2 separate regions of the Homo sapiens genome follow, and region 1 is linked to region 2. Evidence: chromatin loops called from intact Hi-C (ENCODE). Cell type or tissue: ascending aorta. All regions are shown on one strand.

Region 1 (2,500 bases), 79 kb after region 2:
TCTAGCTTCCTCATCGGCAGCAGCGTCATCCTCAAGAAGAAAGGCCTCTTGCGACTCGTGGCCACGGGAGCCACTCGAGCTGGTAGGTTCCTGGGCCAGGAGAGGATAGGGCCCAGGGCAGCTGAGCTCTCACAAGGTCCGGGGCTGTAGTCTAAGAGGATGGCCTCAGCAAGGTACAAAAGGCTCATTGTCAACCCTATCTGGAATCCCACCTGCCAACAGGGTTAGGGTTTAGGGTTATAAAGGAAGGCCTCCAATAGGAGGTCTCAGTTTAGAGAGCAAACAGGATGCCTTCCTTTAGAATCCAATCTTTCCTGAGACCTTCATGATGTGTTTATTAGAGGAGGGAAGGGACAAGTCTCAGGACCAAGAATCAGATATGCATGTCTGGTCTTGGTCTTACTTCCCACCAACGTCATCACAGGCAAGTCACAGCTTCTCTGCAAAATGGGAATAGATACTTCTGCTCAGAACAATGTCAGACGCTGGTGTGCCCTCACTTAGCATCCAATTGAGCTCCCTTCTGGGCTGCCAAAAAATGGTGAACTGTCTGACCCCAAGGGATTTGCTTGTTTGGAAAATAAGATGTTTTTCCGTGAAACAGTGCTTGAGAAAAGGAATCCTGTGCAAAATGACTCATTCATTTAATCACCATTTATCACATGCCTGCTGTATGCCAGGGACAATGCTAGACATGGGGATTCAGTGTCCTCGTGGAACCTTCAGTCAAGTGGAAGAGACAGATGAGTCAATAGGCAGTTGTTTTATCATGTGTTAAGTGCCATCATGGGGAAAACACAGCCTGCTATGGGGGAATATTTTGGAGGGGTGTGTAAAGCCCAGACTTGGGGGATTAGGGGAGGTTTCTCTAGAAGAGATGATCTCTAAACTGAGACCTAGATTATGAGGAGACAGCAAGGTAAAAGGGGAAATAGGGAGACAGTGTTCCAGGCAGAAGGAATAACACGTGCAAAGGCTCAGAGGTGAGAGAACTTGAGTGATACTAGAAATCGAAAGTCATTCAGAATGGCAGGAGCAGGAGGGGTGCATGGTGAGTGAAGGGCCAGCTCATGAAGGGTCTTGTAAATGGAAGTACAGAGGCTGAGTGCAATTGTTAAGTGACTGAAAGGTTTTAGGAAGGCGAGTGACACAGTCTAATTTGCAATTTGAAAAGATCCCTGGTTGCTGGGTGAAGAACGGATTAGGGGACAAGCCTGGAGCCTGGGAAACCAAGTAGGTGAGTGAAAGGACAGAACTTGAGCCCGGGAGACGGAAATGGGAATGGAGACAACTGGTGGATTCCAAAGCTAGTTTTTGAAGGTAGAATTTACCAGCTTTGATACAGACCGGCTTCAAGCAAGGGAGGAGGGGCGGGGGAAGGAGTCAAGGATGACTCATGCTTTTGACTTGAGCAACTGGGGTGATGAAAGTGCTATTTCTTGAGATGAAGAGTGTAGAAGGAGGGACAGGTTTATGGGAAGATGATGCATTCAAGTTTGGACACGTTCAATTTAATGTTTTTGTGGGATATTGCACTTAGGAAGCAGACTATTAGGGTTCTAATTCTGGCTCCTCAATTCCTGGTGATTCAATTCTGGGCAAGAAAAGTATCTATTTCTATGCCTCAGTCTTCTCATCTATAAAATGGAGATAAGAATAGTACCAGCCTAAAGGGTTATAAGAAAATGCAACATAGTTAGAATCATACCTAGCACAGAGTAGCACTAGTATTGGTATTACTGTTATCTCAGTGAAAGGTTCCCACAGTTAGAGGTACTAGTGCACAGACTAGCACTAGTATTGGTATTACTGTTATCTCAGTGGGAGGTTCCCACAGTTAGAGGTACAGGTCTAGAGCCCATGTGTGCTGCAAAATGAATAGCTGTGAGGTGCAGAGATGAAGTCAGGAACAATGGTCATTGCCATTCCACCCTTCACTTCTAGACAAGTGTTGGAAAGGCCAGAGACCTTCCAGAGTGCCAGGGAAATTTCTGCTTGTGTTCAGAGAAGGTATCATTGACCATTCAGAAAGACAACTTCCCTGGAATCCATTTTTTTCTCCAATCTACTATTTCAGTATCTTCTGTGATTTCAACCCTTAGAGTAAAATGTTCTCAGAGTTCTTAACATTTATGGGAAATTCTGACCTTTTTAGGAACCTAATGAAAATAGGACACCTCTTCCTTAGAAAAGTGGGCATTCCCAAAAGCAACATAAATTTTTGGATTTTTATGAAACTGTCTCAAACCCATCTATCATCATCCATTATTATCATCATCGTTGTTGCTAATGTTACTGAGTATTGACTACGTGCCAGGTCCTGAACAAAGCAGACACAATTCCTGGCTTTGTGGAGCTTCCATTTTACTGGGGGAAATGTCATAAAATAAGAAGATCAACTAAAATTAAGAACAACAATGCCATGAAAGAGAAGAGCTGGGTGTTATGAGAGAACCCCAGCTGGGCACAGTCACTCACACCTGTAATCCCAGCACTTTGG
Region 2 (2,500 bases):
ATAGTAAAGCATTGATTAAATAAAATGCCAGGTTATTGCATATCACGTATGTACTTAATACATAATGAAAAGGCAAAATTAGATCTTGTTGCATCAGTGTGGATAGATCATAGGCACAGTCAATTGGATGAAGCAAGCTGCACTACAGTTCATGCAGGATGATGGCTTTTTTTAAATGCACACAACAAAACCATATAAAACTCTTCTGAAAATGTCTGGAATGATGTCTACCTAGTTTATCATGGTGGCAACCTCTGAAGAGAGATGAGATAGAATAGAGTGGGAGAGAAAGAAGACTTCAGCCTTTTCTGTAGTGTTCTAACAAGGGTGAATGAGCTTATATGTTATTCTGTAATTGTTAAAAACCAGTACGAGTCACGATGAACATCAAGATGAGTAAGACAGGACCCCTGCCTTCAGAGAATTCAGATTATGCAGGGAGCAGGAAGGAAGAGAAATAGGGGGAGAGCGGAGAAACAAAAGGCATGTGCTATCTCCTTTCAAGTTGATTTCAGCAAGCTTCACATTTTGGGGGCAGGCAGGGGAAGAATTCTAGAAGAGAAACAGGGTATTCTAGTGAGACAAGCCAATGCTGACTGTTTAAGAGATTTAGGATTGAAATCTGCTTTTGAACTCGCATTCCGGCGGTCCTCTTTGGTGTTCTCACCAAGGGCAAAAGGACTCAAATCCTCAGCGGAGGACAGAAGGTGGCCTCTCTTCTGGCAAAACATGGTAAGTATTTTTGGAGCACGATGCAAAGCCTCATCTGCACAGACGTCATGCTGAGGAAGCCACCCCAGCCCGGCCCCCGCATGCCACCAACCTCCTTCTGAAAATGGTGATTAAAAGCTAATCATGGGGCCGGGCGCGGTGGCTCACACCTGTAATCCCAGCACTTTGGAAGGCCGAGGCAGGCGGATCACCTCAGGTCAGGAGGTCGAGACCAGCCTGGCCAACATGGTGAAACCCCAACTCTACCAAAAACACAAAAATTAGCCAGGCGTGGTGGCGGGCACTTGTAATCCCAGCTACTTGGGAGGCTGAGGCAGGAGAATTGCTTGAACCCAAGAGGTGGAGGCTGCAGTGAGCTGAGATCATGCCACTGCACTCCAGCCTGGGCAACAGAGCAAGACTCCATCTCAAAAAAAAAAAAAAAAAAAAAAAAGCAGCTAATGGTGGTTGGGTTCTTTGACTCACCAGAGAGAGAACTCAGATACTGTAGAGCACACACATTTTCTTTTTTGGCCTGCAGAGGCTAAACAGAGGAGATCCTCTCCAGTGATTTCCTTTTAGGGAGAAAACCCAGTGAGTGACATGTGAATGTGTCTGCTCCACTGCTGCTGTCATCCTGCAGGCATCCCGCCTCTCACTCCGAAGTCTGGCATGTGTTTCCACTTAGAGGACTGTGAATTCCTTCCCTGTTCTGGTGAACACCATTTCCTTGGGACTGATAGAAATCTCAGTCTGTCAAATGCCTAGTGTTTAACAAATAAAAGCCTAGACATTCTGTGAGACAGGAAATGCTAGTTTTATAAGTCTCCCATTCCTCAAGAAATAGTCCAAAACTTAGTCATTCCATGAACCAAAGAAAAGTTAACAAAATATTAACTTCTGAGAAGGTTTGGGCACAGGGTACTCGTAAGATATCTAGGAGGTGACAGAGGAAGTCTGCAACATATTTAAAGCCGGGAAGCTTGAGCAGTATTGCATTCTTTGCATTTGTTTGAGACAAATTGAAGTGACCTGGTTTGTTGCCCCACACTATCACCAAGAAGAAAAACTTGGGGCTGGGGGAGGTTAAAAGACAGGGATCCTTGTCCCTTCTCCACCCCTGAATTATCTAGTGCAAGCCATTTTTCTCAATCTTTATTTTACCATCTATGTAATGGGATCATAGCTGCTTTACCTGCCTTTCTTGTTATCACGAGCAAATAATAGAAGCATAAGAATTCAAAAAACATTGAGGTTTTTGAGAAGGAATATTGTTACATATTCCTTCTCAAAGTTATAGAGAAGGAATATTGATGATTCCGGCACAGCTTCACAAATGTTTTCTCTATCCCCTTGTTAAACTCACATAAGAAGGGCAGAAAGAGAAATACTCCCCACCGAGGGGAATAGAAAAGAAATGGATAAAAGCTATGTTAAACACTCCCCTCCCTACATAACACCAAACTGCAAATTGAGGGTATTTGCAGGAAGCGAGCTATAAAGCACATTTTCAAAGCAAAGAGAAAATGATAGACATACCAAAAGACAAGATGTGAAAGAAAACTCACAACATAAAAAAATACAATGTTAACACACACGGAAAAGTATCTGGCCTTACCAGTAATCAGTGAAATGCACATTCAAAGAATGAGGTAAAATTTTTAAAATTTTTCATCTCAAGTTGATGAAGACTATTTCTGAATGGAATAATTTTATTATTATTATTGAGACAGGGTCTTTGCCTGTCACCCAAGCTGGAGTGCAGTGGTGTGATCACAGCTCACTGCAG

Evidence for each region. A loop is a pair of places that touch in the nucleus more often than their neighbours do. Peaks named below come from ENCODE experiments on the same cell type or tissue, not always from the same donor. Only the 100,000 strongest peaks of a DNase experiment are listed, where the experiment ranks them.
Region 1: it touches region 2 in a loop (2.2-fold over the local background); 14 of 110 quality-filtered maps call a loop at or near these places.

Annotation. Positions count from the first base shown.
Region 1 is chr5:157,463,252-157,465,751 of GRCh38, forward strand. NIPAL4 (NIPA like domain containing 4) reads left to right here. Exons shown (of 6, transcript NM_001099287.2): 2 at 1-82. Among named protein-coding and RNA genes, the nearest start is that of NIPAL4, 4.3 kb to the left of the region's middle. In ascending aorta, no CTCF peak of the experiment used is centred here; a DNase peak (open chromatin) is centred at 1,370; H3K27ac peaks cover 431 bases.
Region 2 is chr5:157,383,799-157,386,298 of GRCh38, forward strand. The region is part of intron 28 of CYFIP2 (cytoplasmic FMR1 interacting protein 2); the gene reads left to right. All of the region lies in intron 1 of NIPAL4-DT (NIPAL4 divergent transcript), which reads right to left. Among named protein-coding and RNA genes, the nearest start is that of FNDC9, 39 kb to the left of the region's middle. In ascending aorta, no CTCF peak of the experiment used is centred here; DNase peaks (open chromatin) are centred at 882 and 1,353; H3K4me3 peaks cover 1,755 bases; H3K27ac peaks cover 2,500 bases.